2 separate regions of the Homo sapiens genome follow, and region 1 is linked to region 2. A link is a loop called in an ENCODE intact Hi-C map of the cell type or tissue named here. Cell type or tissue: heart left ventricle. All regions are shown on one strand. Each heading gives the region's core, and the rest is flanking DNA. Links, peaks and the distances in the headings are about the cores only.

What was found. Peaks named below come from ENCODE experiments on the same cell type or tissue, not always from the same donor. Only the 100,000 strongest peaks of a DNase experiment are listed, where the experiment ranks them.
Region 1: it touches region 2 in a loop (6-fold over the local background); 10 of 110 quality-filtered maps call a loop at or near these places.

What each region holds. Positions count from the first base shown.
Region 1 is chr6:138,282,894-138,292,320 of GRCh38, reverse strand. ARFGEF3 (ARFGEF family member 3) reads right to left here. Exons shown (of 34, transcript NM_020340.5): 15 at 6,268-6,375; 16 at 5,405-5,620; 17 at 5,137-5,247; 18 at 2,353-2,503; 19 at 268-588. Among named protein-coding and RNA genes, the nearest start is that of PBOV1, 69 kb to the right of the region's middle. RefSeq lists an enhancer at 4,874-5,373. In heart left ventricle, for the core only: CTCF peaks have their summits at 2,314 (motif pointing left), 4,884 (motif pointing right) and 6,363; a DNase peak (open chromatin) is centred at 2,360.
Region 2 is chr6:138,583,690-138,593,116 of GRCh38, reverse strand. It overlaps a transcript of NHSL1 not described here. Among named protein-coding and RNA genes, the nearest start is that of NHSL1, 89 kb to the right of the region's middle. RefSeq lists enhancers at 891-1,391, 1,392-1,892. In heart left ventricle, for the core only: CTCF peaks have their summits at 2,035 (motif pointing right), 3,925 and 4,126 (motif pointing left); a DNase peak (open chromatin) is centred at 3,719.

The sequences.
Region 1 (9,427 bases), core at 944-8,943, 300 kb after region 2:
GGCCCAGGGAGGTGAGGTTGCCTGAGATCCCAGAGTAAGCGCAGCGCTTTGACCCCAGGTGGCCTACCTCAGACCCTCCAGTGTTAGTAGAAAACGTTTCATTCCAAGTATGGATGTAATGGTAGAGAGAACTAAGCTTGAAAAAGATGGAAGAGATTTAAGTGATTGGCTAACAAATGGGTCGTCCCTGGCATGACTGAAACCAGATGGATGTGGGTGTCGCCTGGTAAGCAGGCTCCCGGGGCGTGGGAGGCCGGCGCCGCGCACCTGTCGGCTTGCGTGGAGAGGGTGAGCACCACCTTGGCCGCGCTGCTCCCGCTCATGAGGCTCCCGCCGCGGAAGTCGGAGGCCCGACCCCGGCTGCCTTCCCGGACGAGGTCCTGGATGGACAGGGGCTGGACGACAGGGGCCGTGCTCAGGGAGCGCCCCTGCTCCGGGCTGTGCTCGGGGGGCGAGCCCTCACACTCGGGGTCCCCAAGGAGGCCAGCGCTTCCAGTGGCCTTCTGGGGCTGGCTGATGGTCAGAGGGGGCTGCGAGGCACCATCGCTGAAGTGGTTGTGCTCCAGGGTGCCCACGTATTCACACACCCTAGAAAGAGCACAGACAAGCAGCTGTTAGGCGCTGCAGCTCACCCCGGCAGCTCCATAAACCCCACAGTGCCAGACAAAGGAAATGCAGCCAGCTCTGCAAGCTCCCCAGCTTTCCTCTTTCCTGTGATGACAGTCAGTCCTTCCCTCCTGTGTTCTCATGTCACACAGCATTATTATTAGTAGTATTTGAGTTGGACCAGACAGCCTTGAAATGGGTAAAGGATTATTTGGGTTCTCCCACCCCAGGCTGGGAGAAAGACGGGCAATGAAGCCCAGTTCATCCAGTCCCCCTGCCTCATCCGGCTTACTGGCTTATCTGCCCTCCTGCTGTTTGAGCCATTTTTCCCCAGGCACCCTCTTTCCCTCCATATAGTGCTCTGATTAGGAGTTGGGAAGCGTTTCCCTACGATGGGATCCCAGAATGGCTATACCTATGACGGAGAGGCCAACTAGCCACAGTGGGTTCTGCCCAGCCACGTCCTGCCTGGTCCCGACGGCGCCACATAACTCAAGTCTGGGTGGGGTGGGTGGCGGCCGGGTGGGAGGGCAGTCACCGAATTATGGCAGACACAGAGAAGGGTCACCACATGTGCTACAACTGCCAACTCCTAAATGGTTTGTTCCCAACAGAACCTGGGACGAAGATGGTTCGCAAGGTCCCTCATCTCGGAGTAAGTCTGTTTACTGGTAAAGAGCATCATGGATAATCCACTCTGATGTTCTAGAATCAAGGAATTTTTCAATCCCTTACCCGCTGCTTGTGTACCAGGAGAGCCTTTTTATTTTCTTTTTTCTTTTCTTTTCTTGTTAGAGCAATAAAGAGCAGCAGGTCAGCAGCCTTCATAATAGAACCATTTTGCTCAACAAACACTCATGGCTATATTTGCTTTGAAGACGTGAAACTGAACCCAGCTCTGGCTGGTGCCCTGGGCCATTGGCCATTGCCCTGGCCACTCTTGCCCCATGCCTGCTCTGCCTAGACCTGGGTTTGGAGTGAGTGTGAGGCATGTGCTGCAGAGAAGGAGAAGGAACAGTGTGGCCAGCCCCCGCCCTGTTCCATGGGCAGTGCTCCTTCCACGGTACTGGGTCTGTCCTGATGCAATGCTTGGGGAGACGTGCTTTCAGTCTTAGTTGTAAGAGGACTTGGACTCTGGAGCTATTGCTGGTTTTCATCTTACAGGCACTGTGCACTATATAACTCACTGGGAGTTTCTTTTCACTTTGATGCTACAATGCTTAGAGCTAAATTTTTGGCCTGTCTTTGGCAGAGGTGTACGATTTTTTGTTTTGTTTTGTTTTGTTTCAGTCTAGCTAAATTAAAAGTAGGTATCTTGTATTTTATGTATGCAAATAAGCTATCTGAAATCCTTCTTTAAGTAAAGAGGACATTGATAAACATATAGCAATGTAATATTGAGGAGACATGACCAGTTTTAGATTTGCACAGTATTCACTTAGTCATCTCAATCAATTATTTAATTGGTTTTTCTTCCTTCCTTCTCTCATAAAAATGTCAATAGAAAAGTCACAATTCCTCAGACCCAGTTCTGTCCCCTGTTCTTCAAAACATACATTCAGTTGGGCCCTTATTCCCTCTTCTCTTTTCACGTCTCATTTGAAGTTTAATCAAACTCTGTGAATTGTTATAATTGATTTACATGCTGGCAGGCTCTTAAGGCCACCCCTCTCCACCTGCCACAGCCCACTCCAGGTTTCCCAAGGCAGGGTTAGTGCCATCTGGGGGTGGGAGCCCGTCATGCACCTGAACACGTGTGGCCAGCAGTCCGGGTTGTGGCTTCCCATCTCCAGGCCTACGCTGAGGATGGCCTCCATGCACAAGACGTGGGCAGTGTGCAGCCACACCCCCTGCACCTTCCCAATCTGCTCCAGTTTCTGCTCCACTTTTAGTTTCACTGTGCCAGAAAGACATTTATTAAAATAACAGGTTGAGTAAGGGAGACAGAAAGAATGAAAATGAAAGAATGTGTGTCATGCAAGGGCAAAAGGGAAAGGACAGACTTCAGTGGCAGCAAGCACCTCCACAGTAGGTCCTTGCGGACCATCATGCAAACCACCCAGCCAGCAGGTCCCACGTGCTGGTGGCCCCAGCTCTCCAGCTCCAGAAGTGGGATGGATCCTGAGCTGGCAGGTGCCATTCCTTCCAGGCCCTTTCATGGGCTCTGGGTCAGGCACAGCAGTGTGGATGGGTTTCATGAGCCAATTCCAGCTAAAACCATCTGGGCCCAGACCTTTCACCCTTCCCAAAAATTGGTCAAATGGAAGAATTCCTGGCTTTCTGCAAGTTTTCTCTGAGATTATTGTAATGTTAGGCTCTCATTATGATCATCATCTCTAAAACAACTTATTTACGTATATTTTGAGCACCAGAATGACTGCTCTATCACTGAAAATGACCAATTTCATTTCATCCCTTGAGTTTGTATTTGTGAGCTCCAAATAATACTTTAAAAAATTGTAGCCTGGGTGTGGTGGCTCACATCTGTAATCCCAGCACATTGGGAGGCCAAGGCAGGTGGATCACCAGAGGTTGGGAGTTCGAGACCAGCCTGAACAACATGGAGAAACTCTGTCTCTACTGAAAATACAAAATTAGCCGGGCATGGTGGCACATGCCTGTAATCCCAGCTACTCAGGAGGCTGGGGCAGGAGAATAGCTTGAACCTGGGAGGCGGAGATTGCAGTAAGCCGAGATGGTGCCATTGCTCTCCAGCCTGGGCAACAAGAGTGAAACTCGGTCTCAAAAGAAAAAAAAAATTGTAGATGACTAATGAGAAAGAATGCAGAAGGTGACTTCAGATGTCAGTAATGCAAAATGCTAAGGCAAGGCCAAACCACAGTGTCCTCCTTGAACAAAGGTTTCAAGTCATTGCATGTGGTAGGATAACTAAGTGATGGTCCAGAACCCAGAAATATAGCAAGCCAACCTCAAAGGAATCCAAACCATCTCCTAATGTAAGGAGCAAAGTGATTTTTAGCAAAACATCATTTGTCTCATAAATGTGATACTAATTTTATTTATTTATTTGAGATGGTGTCTCACTCTGTTACCCAGGCTGGAGTGCAGTGGCTTCATCTTGGTTCACTGCAACCTCTCCCAGGTTCAAGCAATTGTCCTGCCTCAGCCTCTGAAGTAGCTGGGATTACAGGCACCCACCACCACGCCCAGCTAATTTTTGTATTTTTTAGTAGAGACGGGGTTTCTTTCACCATGTTGGCCAGGCTGGTCTCAAACTCCTGACCTCAAATGATCCGCCCACCTTAGCCTCCCAAAGTGCTGGGATTACAAGTGTAAGCCACTGCGCCTGGCTGTTTTATCTATTTTTTTGAGATAGGGTCTCACTCTGTCACCCAGGCTAGAGTGCAATGGAATGATTATTGCTCACTGCAGCCTGAACCTCCCCAGGCTCAGGTGATCCTCCCACCTCAGCCTCCCGAGTAGCTGGGACTACAGGCACATGCCACCATGCCTGGCTAATTTCTGTATTTTTAGTAGAGACAGGGTTTTGCTATGTTGCCCAGGCTGGTCTTGAACTCCTGGGCTCAAGTGATCCGCTTTCCTCGACCTCTCAAAGTACTGGGATTACAGGCGTAAGCCACTGTGCCCGGCCTTAATCTTATTTTTTATTTGTTTTTAATCTGAATATCGTGGTCTTGGTTTTGTGGTTTTTTTTTTAAAGAACTGTGAATGTAAGGATTTTTATGTAGTTCATGGTTGTAAAATACTTAAGTAAAATTGTGAGACTCCTTTTTCAGTTAACGCTGGGGATCTGTGAGAGCGATTTTGTTTTCAAATGGGTCTCTAAATTTTATTCAAGTCTGAGAAACACGGACCTAAATTGTGTTTCTCAGCTAAAAATGTACAGCTGACTCAGTGACTTGTTACTGTACATATCTGATAGTAGTTACACAATTTGGACCAAGCTGGCATTTTTCCTTTTGTTTGCTGCCTGCCTTGTATCTTCTGTTGCTACCAGGATGGTCATTCTTTTCCCTTAGATCCAGATAATCATCAGCTTCACCGACTCACTGATTTCATCAAGTTAAAAATCAGCCATTTCTCGAGTTCACAAAGCTCAGATTTTTCTCTGATAAGAGCCTCTTCTTCCTGAGCCTCCCCTCATGAATTTTCTTCGTCTGCTTAATTTCCCCTTTAGAAAACTGGCCAATCTGCCTTCCCCACTATAACCCGAAGGGTCTTCAAGTGTGCACTTGTGTGAAGTGCCAAAGCCAGTGACTAGATGACAGGTGTGAACAGTTCAGCCAGGTGGGTCCCCCTGGGCCTGCTGCACTTTCCTTGCCACCAGGGGTCAGTATGTCTCTCATTCTCCAGAGAGATCTTCTGTAGGTCACCTACATGGAAGAGACCCAAGCCTGTGGCTCAATGGGATCTCGTGATCAGTGGTGTATACATACCGGGCATCACACACAGAACAGGCACGAGTGTTGGCTGGCGTGTGTAGGCCTGTGCAGGTGTGTGCATACTGCACCCAAGGCACCAGGTGGGTTCTGGCCCTCCAGTTGTTACCTTGTGTGATGGCATCACTGGGTTCTTGGGCCTCCCTCTCTTCTTTTTCTTCTTGGACACAGGAGGCAGCTGCCATCTGGGCAAGGGCTGAGGCGCAGTTAGCAGCAACGCCTTCAGAGGAGACACACAATGACTTCTTGACTGAGTATATCCTCTAACCATTCACCTAGCAGAACCCCTTCTAAAGGGTCCCCCTGCCCCACCCTGCTGGGTCATTCCCAGTGAGTTCTGCAGGACCACGGCCAGGGAACACTACTCCCGCTGGTACCTAGAGCGCAGCTCAGCCGTGCGGCTTTCCGCAGCCCGTCGAGGCTCATGCAGATGGCGTCCCGCTCCTTCTGGTTCTGCTCTTTGATGCCTTCAGCTCCCAGAATGAAGGCCAGCCCTTTGGAGCTCCCCGCCATTCGACCAGTCAGTGGGGTTGATAAAGTATCGATCAAGTTCTTCCAGCAGCCCACCAGAATATAGCGAGCAAATGCCACGCCTGGAACATGGAGGGGTGTGTGTCATTTTCTAGAGACAAAAACAACCTGGCAATGAATGACATCACATTCTCTTGCTATCAAATGAGCAGTACTCAGTTGCATGCAATTCTACAACAGGAAATATAACAATGGATTATATGGGATTATGTTTCACTTTGTTCTTATAAATAATAAATGTTGCATTATCAGCTGAATGATGCTAAGTAACTTCCATCAATTACTTTTTCTTTTTCTTTTTTTTTTTTTTTTTGAGACGGAGTCTCGTTCTGTCACCCAGGCTGGAGTGCAGTGGCACAATCTCGGCTCACTGAAAGCTCCGCCTCCCGGGTTCATGCCATTCTCTTGCCTCAGCCTCCTGAGTAGCTGGGACTACAGGTGCCCACCACCACACCCGGCTAATTTTTTGTATTTTTAGTAGAGACGTGGTTTCACCGTGTTAGCCAGGATGGTCTGGATCTCCTGACCTCGTGATCTGCCCGCCTCGGCCTCCCAAAGTGCTGGGATTACAGGCGTGAGCCACCGGGCCCGGCCCAATTACTTTTTCTAACCAAGACAAAATCCTGATTCAAGTCACCACATAACAATGTAATTGCTGGTAACACATGCAGTGTATGGATGTTCATAAACTCAAGACCCAAGTCATTACCTGCCACTGTGGAGTCATCAATTCTCCTGCTCTGGGCGAAAGGAGACTCTGTAGCAGCCGAGGCCATCAGCTGGCCACCAATGGCACTGCTCTCTAAGCCGTCAATATCTGTCAAGGAAAAAGAAAGAAGTTTTCCCTAAATAAAACACTCCAGTCAAAAACAAGCAAATGGCCACCACAATATTCATTTTTAACAAATATCCCTTGTATCTTTTATGTTTCAAGCATGTAGCAACCTTTAATGAGACTATCATAAATTTTACTTTATTCCCTCAGTCTAGTTTTATTTCACTTTGGAGTATTTATTCTTCTGTTACATTGTTGCCTATCTTTATTTAAAAATAGATGTACATTATAAATTATTATTTCTCTGTTAGAAAATCTATTGATTTAGAATATTTTGATCTTAAATACTCTTTTTATTCAGAACCATGGATTATTCCCAAATTTTATATGTACAGGTTACCCAGATGTGAACTTTAGTTTCAGAGCTTCCTTACATGAATTAAGAGGAGAATAAGCCTCTTTGGTCAGATCATCACATAGTCAGATTGCAAAGTGCAATAAATAATACCTTATAATTTTTTTTTTTTTTTTTTGAGACGGGAGTCTCACTCTGTCGCCCAGGCTGGAGTGCAGTGGCGTGATCTCGGCTCACTGCTGCAAGTTCCGCCTCCTGGGTTCACGCCATTCTCCTGCCTCAGCCTCCCGAGTAGCTGGGACTACAGGTGCCCACCACCATGCCCGGCTAATTTTTTGTACAGGGGTTTCACCGTGTTAGCCAGGATGGTCTCGATCTCCTGACCTTGTGATCTGCCTGCCTCGGCCTCCCAAAGTGCTGGGATTACAGGCGTGAGCCACCGTGCCCTGCCAATAATACCTTATAATTTTCAAAGTGTTTTCACAAAACATTTTTTCACTTGATCATCGAAACAGCTAAAATTAGGTAAGTAGGTCAGTATTATTTTTATTTCACAGAGGAAGAGACAGAGTCCTGCACCACAAAATGATGTTTTGGTCAACCATGAACTGCATATAAGACATTGGTCCCATAAGATTATAATAGCATACTTTTATTGCACCTTTTCTATGTTTAGATACACAAATACTACTCTGTTATGACAGCTGCTTACAGTATTCAATACACACGGTGCAGGTATGTAGCCTTGGAGCAATAGGCTATACCATCTAGCCTAGGTGTGTAAGTACACTCTATGATGGTCACATAATGACAAAATTGCCTAACAATGCATTTCTCAGAACATGTTCCTGTCCTTGCTAAAGGATGCATGACCATGTTTAAAGTAGGTAAATGGTTCAAGGCCATGAGGCTGATGACAGAAATAATTAGTATTCATATCTTCTGACTCCCATCCAGGCCTCTCTATACCATTCCAGCTCTATACTGGATCCTCAGTTATCCTGTTTAAGTTTTTGTTGAAACAAATTCTTTTCTACAGAATTAGCTCAACAAACCACTCTTTAACGTTATGGCGAGGAAAGGACTGGAGTTGGGTTGAGAAGGCTAAGCTTTAGTCTTGGCTCTGAATTAAGCAGCCTTGTAGCCCTGAGTCAGGCTCGCCAAGGCCCCAAGTTCCTCAGTATAAAGGAAGTAATCACTGGAAAAGTGACTATGGAGTTGAAATATACATACTTGGATGCAACTAACATAGCTGAATGCAACACAGGGAGGGGATGAGAAAGGAGGGTAGTTGTGGGTTTTTTGTTTGTTTTTGTTTGTTTGTTTTTGAGACGGGGTCTCACTCTGTCACCCAGGCTGGGGTACAGTGGCACAATCTCAGCTCACTGCAACTTCCACCTCCCAGGTTCAAGCGATTCTCATACCTCAGCCTCCTGGATAGCTGGGATTACAGGTATGTGCCACCACACCTAGCTAATTTTTGTATTTTTAATAGAGACGGGGTTTCACCACGAAGGCCAAGCTGGCCTCTAACTCCTGACCTTAAGTGATCCTCCCGCCTCTGCCTTCCAAAGTGCTGGGGTTACAGGTGTGAGCCACTGCCTGTAATTATTAGTATTAATTCCGAGTTTAGGACTTCACCCTCACCCCAAGAGGATGAGACTTATTTGCATGGTGTTCCACTGTATCTTTGATTCTTACAGAAATTACAAAAAGCCTGGAGACTCCTCAGCAACTATCAGAACCAAAACAGGGACGAAATCTATATGGCTGCTAAGGTGGAAACAGACTGGTTTCTCTGAAATTAATTTGACGTCTGGTCAAATGGCCTAATGATATTTGCCAGAAATTTTCATTTATCAAAGTATAATGAATGTTTTCTATGTGCTAGGTAAAGGTCTGATGAATTCAAGTAATGCAAAGCTTATTTCTGTGCTAAAATTCCACAGTTCTATACAATACTCTGACATGACATCAGGAATGGCCACAGTTAGTACAGCGCTGATCATCAGATTGCTGGCACTGCTTCTCCTCATACATAATGAAAAGATCAAATAGAAGTCTCCAAACTCTAGGTTAACTGCTGCTCTGATTCACTTGTCACTTCATACCTGGAATTTAGAATCACAAAGAATCATAGATCCTTATTTTGTTGAATTCTTATGAAAAGCCCTTTTCTATCATTAAAGTTAAATAACTTTCCTATGGACATAGCAATTGAGCTTACTGTTCCATTAATAACAGCGATGGCTAATTAACAGTGATGACTGATGAATATGGGAACTGCGAATAGTCTGTTACTTATTCATTTTACATGTACTGAATGACTCCTTTTATTAAGGTCCGGGCAAGAGAGTCACAGAGATTACTTTTGGCAGAAACTATGGTCTTCTCAAATGAAAGCTGGAATGTTTAGGGTCCTCAACCAAATTCTCAGACTTATAAGCTCTGGGCAGTACCTGCCATCCCTACTGAAAGGAGTTTGTGAAAACAAACGGAAATCAAGCATTGCTTTAGGTAAACTAAATAAATGGCTCTCATACATTTGAATGATTACTTTTCTTTTCTTTTTTTTTTTTAAAAAGACAGAGTCTCGCTCTGTTGCTCAGGCTGAAGTGCAGTGACGCGATCTCAGCTCACTGCAACCTCTGTCTCCCAGGTTCAAGGGGTTCTTCCACCTTAGCCTCCCAAGTAGCTGGGACTACAAGTGCTGGTCAACATGCTCAGCTAATTTTTGTA
Region 2 (9,427 bases), core at 392-8,391:
TCTACTGATTCTCTGGTTTGTGTGGAAGTGGGTGTGTATGTTTTAATGGCTTTCAGATGGGATTCATCCAGGCTCCATTAAATCAACTTTATTTTTAATTTTGAAGTGAACTGCCATGACAGAGTTTGGCTAGGAAAGTCCATAACAGAAAATGAGGAAGCAAGTAAACTGATTTATAAGGCTGTGGGCAACTGACTTCCTGTGGCTGTGGCATTTGGTATATAGAATGATATATATGTGATGCTTTTGGAGAAAGGTTAATTATTGTCTACAGGCAAAATTTTTGCTCCATCACAATTGCTTTTAAAAAGCTGAAATAGCAGCTCCTAGCCACCCTGTTTCATATGTCTTACGATATTTAGAAAATATTTAGACCAGCCCACTAAAATATATCCACACACCTTTTTCCTTAAGGGCAATTACCTGCATACTTGTCAGTTTTCACTCTTTAGTTCTGGATATGTAGGGGTTTTTTTTGTTGTTGTTTTTTGTTTTTTGTTGTTTTTTGTTTTTTTGTGCGACAGTCTCGCTCTGTCGCCCAAGCTGGAGTGCAGTGGAGCAATCTTGGCTCACTGCAGCCTCCACCTCCTGGGTTCAAGTGATTCTCATGCCTCAGCCTGAGACTGTAGTAGCTGGGATTACGGGCGCCTGCCACCACCCCAGCCAATTTTTGTATTTTTAGTAGAGACGGGGTTTCCCCATGCTGGCCAGGCTGGTCTCAAACTCCTGGCCTCAAGTGATCCACCCGCCTCAGCCTCCCAAAGTGCTGGGATTATAGGTGTGAGCTACCGTGCCTGGCCTATATAGTTTTTACACAGTCATTTTTGCATATGAAGAATCTTGTGTTCTATTTTCATTCAGTTGTTTTCTTTCATGCAGGCTAAATTGACCTTGAGATGTGGGTGTGGGACCTATTAGAAATTACCTGTGCAATCTTGAAAAGTGATAATATGGGTATTTAATATTGTGTTTTGGGGAGCAGGAAACTGTAGTTTTCTTGAGGGTGATAATTAAATTCTCTTTAGTTTGATTATAGCTATGAGAATGCATTTATTGTCATGGAATAATTGAGCAAAAAACCCAAAAAACATTTTCAAATGGGAACTTTCAAAGTTACAGTCGTCTCCCTTTATCCATGAGGGATAGGTTCCAAAACCCTCGGTGGATGCCTGAAACCATGGATCCTATGGAACCCTAGATACATTATGTTTTTCCAATCTGATAACCGAGTAGTCTGTTCAGTAACTCAGGAGAGTGTGTGTCCACAGCATGGATCCGCTGCACAGAAGGATGATCCACGTGCACGTGCAGGGCTGGACAGAGCAGGACGGTGGGAGATTTCATCACGCGACTTAGAACCGCGCTCAATTGAAAACTTATGAATTAGCTGGGCAGGGTGGCTCACACCTGTAATCCCAGCATGTTGGGAGGCTGAGGCAGGCAGATCACTTGAGCCCAGGAGTTTAAGACCAGCCTGGGAAACACAGGGAGATAGCTCTACCAGAAAACAAACAAACAACAACAACAAAAAAATCAGCCAGGCATGGGGGCGTGTACTTGTGGTCTCAGCCACTCAAGAGGCTGAGGTGGGAGGATTGCTTGAGCTCTAGAGGTGGAGGCTGCAGTGAGCTGTGATCAACACACCACTGCACTCCAGCCTGGACAACATTGTGAGACTCCATCTCAAATAATAAAAGAAAAAAAGAGAAAACTTATGAATTGTTGATTTCTGGAATTTTTCATTTAATGTTTTAGACCACAGTTAACCTCAGGTACCTGAATTCAACTGCAGAAAGCAAAACTACAGATAAAGGGGAGGGACTACTTTAAATAATATTTGAAAACTTTCATAATTTTATCCCTTTTTTCTGCAACTTAAGCCACAGTGTAATATTTAGCACCAGTGTTTCCCCCCTTGATAACTGGTATCAATAGCCCCTTACCTATTCCTTTTGCTGATTATATCCTGCACATTCTCAAGTTCAAAAAGATAGGTCTGAGTGCCTCCTGAGTGCTCCATGCTTGCCCCATACAGTCACTAGGTGGCAGTATTGCTGTTCTTTTTCTTGAGAGGAGGCGATTCCCAGAGGATTGCCCGAGATCAATGGTCAATACACAGGCCTGCTGAAATCAGGATTAGAACCCAGCCCTGCCTGATTCAAATATTTGTGCTATTTGCCTCTCTCTGTGTTGTTCCAGCATATTTTTGAGAGGGGAAAGGAAAAGACTAAAGCTTTGCTTCTTACATTATCCAGTAAAATTTTATTGACCATCCACAAAGTTAAATTTTTTCTTAAGGAACTGATTATCACTGATGGACAGGTGAGGTGTCAGTGGTCTGACATCAGTAACCCACGGTGCAAAGGAGGGAAATCCCATATGACCAGGCTTCCTGGTACTATGCCGATTCTCCCAATGGAGAGGGTAAACAGCCGCTTCAAGGGTCAGGGATGATGCTGAAGAGTATGGAGAACTGGGGAGTCCATACAGACAGGTTGGACTCTGTTGTTGGGGATGAAATGGAAGGCAGAGGAGCTTGGGTTTCATGAGGCAGAGGCCCCGGGATAGCAGTTTGACAAGATCAGGGCTGGAGTTGGTGGTTGATTGGGCAGGATGTGTAGGCCAAAAGGAAGAACCAGAGGGAAGAGGGGCAGGGGCTTTCCTCAGGGAGTGAGGGGAAAGGGAGAAAGGAGGGGCTTGACTCTTTGTAGTTTTATGCAAAGGGAGGTTATCTTTGAGTTTGGGAGGGAAGGTGGAAGTAGGCTTCAGGGAAAACCTAAAGGTTTGGAATAACCAGAGCAACATGAAAGGTATGAGTAGGCCGGGCGCAGTGGCTTACGCCTGGAATCCCAGCACTTTTGGAGGCCAAGGCCAACGGATCACCTGAGGTCAGGAGTTTGAGACCAGCCTGGCCAACAAGGTGAAACCCTGTCTCTACTAAAAATACAAAAATTAGCCAGGCATGGTGATGGGCACCTGTAGTCACAGCTACTTGGGAGGCTGAGGCAGGAGAATCGCTTGAACCCAGGAGGCAGAGGTTGCAGTGAGCCGAGATCGCACTGCTGGACTTCAGACTGGGCAACAGAGTGAGACCCTGTCTCAAAGTAAAATAAAATAAAAGAGTAGAAATATTGTAGAAAAACACTAGAGGCTGGCAATCAGGCTCAGAGCCAGCCCGGTCAGCACATTCAGTGTCTTCATTTGTGAGGTGGCTGGGGACCCATGGAAGGATCAGTGTGGATGCCAAGGTGCAAGGGCCAAGGAAGAGGGAGTGCTGGGGATGCAGAGGCTGGGGCTGTGCCGACTCAGAGGAGCAGCCAGCTGAGGAGAGGCGATTTGCTGTCTGATGTAGAGGATCAGAGGTTGTCAGCAGAGGGAAAGGAGCGTATTATCTAGAAAAAGAGATTGAAGATGCAAAGGAGGAAACCAATTCATTCCTACTGTGAGAAGGAGGTGGAATGAACAGGACAGGGAAGGCATAGATGAGGGTTTAGGGTAAAAGGAGGCTGGGGAGGGTACAGGTAGAGAGACTGTCACAGGCGACCCTACTGAACCCTCTGTGTGCTGAGCAGCGAGGGGCAGGCGAGTCTCTGCCAAGCCTCTACATTGCTGCCTACCCTGAGCACATGGTGGAAGGTGACTCCTCACCTGTGGGCAGGTTATGGCAGTGCCGTAGTGCACAAGCCAGCCAGGCCCCCGCTTGGCTCGTGAGGCCCCCAGGTGATTCTCTGGTCCTCTCCTCACATGCTCTGGTTGTCTAGGGTGGGCCCCGGGTCTGTATTTTAATAAGCACCCCGCATCATTTAGGGATCAGGTCATTTGATATGGCCCCTGGGATGCTGGCACGCCCTCTGTGCTTTCTCCTTCACGCCTCACCCATACTGTCCCATGAACGCACAGGATACACTTCTGAGTGTTAATCTCCAGGTTGTTGAAGCTAATGGATACTTGATTGCTTTCATTTTATGAGCCACCCTCAGATGTTAGTTGGATGCAGGATCCTTTGCGGGTTCCTACTGCAATTTTGGCGGGTGTTAGGATACAAATACTCCCTCCCTGATGGTCCACCCACCAGTTCTCTTCCTCTGCCTGTTTTTCTTGAGAATGGGTTGTTCTGTTCTGCCACCTGCTGGTCAACTACAAGCACTGCATGTCGTGTTCTGAGGGTGGCTCCATATGGAAGGCGGGATTTCAAACATGATTTTCAGTGGGGTGTGTGGATGAGGTAAAAAGTCTTATTTCGAACAGGCAGGGATACTAACCATGATACTAACAAGAAGCCGTTAAAAGTCTTATTTCTAATAGAGCCATCTGCTCTAAGTCAAACCATTTACCCTTAATGTTGTAATATAAGAAAGTTAATTTCCTCTTCTCTAGAGCTTTCTTTTCACCCAAACTGTTAAAATTTAATAACAACAACACGTTTTAAGAGATCAGCTTGCTGTATTAATCTCAGAAGGAATGTTTTTTAATATGCCAAGTGTCTGTTCTACGGACAGATGATTCTGGTGATTCAAGTCAGTGGTGAAGACAGATAGGTTCAAGCTCCATGCTGTTGGAGGGGTATGACCTTGGAAAATGGCTTTACTTAGCCTCAGTTTGTTTTCAGTGTAGTTGCAGTGTCGTTATTTTATTTTTTATTTATTATTATTTTTGAGACGAAGTCTTGCTCTGTCACCCAGACTGGAGAGCAATAGCGTGATCTCGGCTCACTGCAACCTCTGCCTCCTGGGTTCAAGCGATTCTCTTGCCTCAACCTCCCCAGTTGCTGGATTACAGGCACACACCACCACACCCAGCCAATTTTTGTATTTTTAGTAGAGGCGGGGTTTCACCATGTTGCCCAGGCTGGTCTTGAACTCTTGACCTCAAGTGATCTGCCCGCCTGGGCTTCCCAAAGTGCTGAGATTACAGGCGCAAGCCACCAGGCCCAGCCAGTTATTATTGTTATTATTTTAAACTGTGTCTGTTTCTGGGTCCCAACTTTGCTGATGACCAAGCCCTGAGAATTAATTTCTAAGGGTTTTATGGAGTACCTGCTAGGTGCTGGGCCGCACAGCAGTAGACTGCTGAGATGTGATTCCTGCCGCCAAGGGGCGAGCATCACCACTAGCACATGACCTTTCTGGTTCTGTTTCCTCATCTGTACCATGAAGGTGTATGATGGGATTATCTCTAAGCCCTTCTTGGGCCCCAAGGTTCTGTAACTTAAACAAACAAACAGTATAAAGTGTTTGGCTTAACTTTCCTGGTGACCGTGGGAGGCAGTGTCTGTTGTTGTGTCCTTCCTGATGGAGCCAGGTTGTGTCTTTTTAGACTCAGAGACCCACTGACCTTGGCATGTTCCATGGGAAGCTTCCAAGGCAGTGAATTTCAGGCTTTGCATCTGATGTGCATTTAAACATTTTAAAATATTAGAATCGAAAAAATGTCAGGCTTCTTCATTTTCTTTGTCTTTTAAATATTATTCTTTGAAACACAGAATCAGCTTTTAACTTGGCAGCTCTATCTATAAACAGAATGTAAACTTTCTTAAAGATCAGTAGTTCTTAAAGGTAGGGTAGGAGGCTTACTTTACACAGAGCATGAAGGCTTTTTTTTTTTTTTTTTTTTGACAGAGTTTTGCTCTTGATGCCCTCCCGAGTAGCTGGGATTGCAGGCGCCCACCATCATACCTGGCTAATTTTTTGTATTTTTAGTAGAGATGGGGTTTCACCATGTTGGCCAGGCTGGTCTCGAACTCCTGACCTCAGGTGATCCACCCACTTCAGCTTCCCAAAGTGCTGAGATTACAGGTGTGAGCCACTGCTCCAGGCGCATGAAGCTGTTTAAAAACACAAGTGCCTCCAGGTGTGGTGGCTCACGCCTGTAATCCCAACACTTTGGGAGGCTGAGGTGGGCGGATCGCCTGAGATCAGGAGTTTGAGACCAGCCTGGCCAACATGGCAAAAACCCACCTCTACTAAAAATACAAAAATTAGCCGGGCATGGTGGCATGCGCCTGTAATCCCAGTTACTCGAGAGGTTGAGACAGGAGAATCGCTTGAACCTAGGGGGCGGAGGTTGCAGTGAGCGGAGATTGTACCGCTGCACTCCAACATGGATGACAGAGCGAGACTCCATCCCCACCCAAAAAAAACACACGCGCCCAACGAGAAAACTCAAACCCACTCTACCCATAACCTATTGAATAAGAACCTTTATGAAAGATGGCTCTGATGTTCAGCCATGGGTGAGAATGAAAGCACTGATGCAGTTTCAGTTGGGCCTGGCCCATCCTGTGTGGTTTGTTTTTGAGCAGCACCAGGCTGTCAAACACAGGGTACTCACAGTGTCCCAAGCCCTGTGCTTGGCTCTGGATCCTAAACCTGCACATGCTTACTGATCATCCCCTCTTTCACACTCTCCCCACTACCTTTATTAGGCTGGTGGCAGAACATTTGATGAGACTATTGATTTCTCTAGGTAGACTTTATTATGAAGCTTACCCTAGTTAAGTAAATTAGATTTTAATCTTTCCTCAGACCTCATTGTAATCTTATTTTGTAAAGGGTGTGTCTTCTGGAAGTGGCTGAGCATATATTGACATATTAATTCTTAAGTGGCTTTGTTACTTCTTAAGTGATGTTACTTACTGTACCTCAAGTGTAGGCTATACCCTGCTATAATTCCCTATGTGCTGAATAACTGATGTTGGACTATGTTATAAATTAAAGATTTTGGGCTGGGCACAATGGCTTATGCCTGTAATCCCAGCTCTTTGGGAGGCCAAGGTGGGCAGATCACTTGAGATCAGGAGTTCGAGACCAGACTGGTCAACATGGTGAAACCCTGTCATTACTAAAAATACAAAAATTAGCTGGATGTTGTGGTAGGTGCCTGTAATTCCAGCTATTTGGGAGGATGAGGCAGGAGAATCTCTTGAACCTGGATAGTGGAGGTTGCAGTGAGCCAAGATTGCACCACTGCACTCCAGCCTGGGCAAGAGCAAGACTCCATCTAAAAAAAAAAAAAAGGTTTTGACACTATTAACTTTTTCTTCTTATTTATTTGTTTTTGTTTTTAGAGTTGGGGTCTTGCTCTGTTGCCCAGGCTAGAGTGCAGTGGCACAATCACAGCTCCACTGCAACCTTGAACTCCTGGGCTCAAGTGATCCTCCTGTCTCTGGCTCCCTTGTAGCTGGAACTATAGGCATTCACCACCACACCCAGCTAATTTTTAAGTTTTTTTTTTTTTTGTAGAGACTGGGACTTGCCGTGTTTCCCTGGTCTTGAGCTTCTGGCCTCAAGCAGTCCTCCCACCTCAGCCTCCCAAAGCGCTGGGATTATAGGTGTGAGCTAACATTCCTTGCCTTTTCCCCCTATTTTGAAATGTAACTCACTTTTAACTAAGCATTTTCTTATCAACTGTAACCAGTGGTGTGTATTTTATGGAGCGATTCAGTGCCTGGTATTTTTCTTCTGTGTTCACTTTTTTTTTTCCTTAGAAAAATTACCAGTGAAACAAACTTTAGGATGGAACATAAGAGAGAGAGAAGTTTGACCAAATTTGGAGTTTTCAATTTTTTAAAATTTTTCAGTCGTTTAAAATAACTGACATTCCTTATGAGGTAAGGTAGCTATATTTGTGCTATTTTTGTAGTAATTTCCTTTAACTTGTCGGAATTTCACACTCTTCTTTGAACCATTCCTTGCCTCACATCCTTTAGTGAAGAAAAATATGCCTCACAAGTAGGTGAAATGACACAAGTTGGTCACTTTTAGAATCGTATTATTACAGGTGAGACTTGGGTGCTCACTTCTTTTCCTCATAATTCTGGCATGAGTGAAATATCTCCCTGATGGGAAATATTTTCCTGATGGGAATCTGACTCTCAATCCCAGCTCACCTCTCGCTCCCTGTACACACCAGGTGTAACTAATCATCTGCTTCCAGCCTAGCCAATCATCTGTGCTGGTCCACCAGCCACATCTATTTCAAGGACTGCTCCTGCTGTTGCTGAAAATAACCTATCAGTTACTGAGTGCTAATAATGTGCGTTTCTCACTTAGTTTTCATAACAACTCTAAGAAATAAAGGCCCGGGTGTCTGTAGCATGCCGGGGTTCAAGGAGAGAAATGAGAGCCAAGGGTGAGTACAGCTGTTAAGGCCCTGTGGTCCTTACCCACACAGGTGCATTTTGCGGCAGCTCTGTTGTAGTTCTTCCTGTGTTTCAGGGAAATGCCTGCGTGGCTGGGCTGGGAGGAGGACGATTAGGAAGGAGAATCTCTGGAACAAATGTCTCCGTCTGTGCTCGCCAGTCTCCATCAGTCCACTTCAGTCTGCCATCAGTGGAAAGGGCGTGGTGTTTACTTTGTAGAGGTACTTCGTCCTTCTTTGAAGTTCTTCGTGGTGGCATATCTTCATGGTAATAGAAGTTGTCTTGATTTAACACACCCAGTTTTGGTCCTGGGGAACAAGTGTTTCAACCTCAAATTTCCGAGTGTCTGAGTGTCTTAAGTGTTCTTTAGGCCTTTTGTTCTCTACATTTCTCCTTATTGAATAAGTTCATTACTTTAAGACTGTAACAAAAGTAATTGCACAGGGACCACTGAAGTAGTCATTATGAAATTGGATTCCCCTTCACTAAATAGCCCTTCTACTTATGGATTTTGATGACTGTCGGGAGAGTTGGCCGTGCACATGGCTGTAAAAAAGTGTAGAGCTGAAGAGAAAAACATACAAAGATAAAGTCATCTTAAATTTTTTAAGTTTTAAAAGAGTGAAATTTTAATACACAGTATGTGAGAGAAACACAAACAGCTATGCCCTTAATCAAATTTGCAATAGAGATCAATTTTTAGATATATCCAGCTGTGAAGTGTTCATTTAATTACACAAACAAGGTTGTAGGAAAAGGATCAGGTGAATTAGTTTATAAGAGATACCAAGTCTATGGTTCCTTTAGTTGCAGAGTCAGTGGAAGGTTTTTAATATTATTTTATTTATTTATTTACTTGAGATAAAATCTTGCTCTGTTGCCCAGGCTGGAGTGCAGTGGTGCATTCATAACTCACTGCAGCCTCAAACTCCTAGGCTCACATGATCTTCCTGCCTCAGCTTCCTGAGTAGCTGGGACTATAGGCGAGCACCACCGCATCCAGCTCATTTTATTTTTTGTAGAGACGAGGTGGGAGGTGGGGTGTGGGGAGTGTCTTACTTTGTTGTCCAGGCTGCTCTCCTACTCCTGGCCTCAAGTGATCCTCCCACCTTGGCCTCCCTCATATGGCAGATTGAGTTGTTGCAGTGGGGACTATAGAGTTGACAAAGCCTTAAAATATATGCTCTCTGGCTCTGTATCTAATCAAGCCAGATTAGATTATGTGGGGGAATATCAAAGGAGGTCCAGTAAAGAAACTTGAGTTCATCTGTCAGGAGAGAGTTGAAC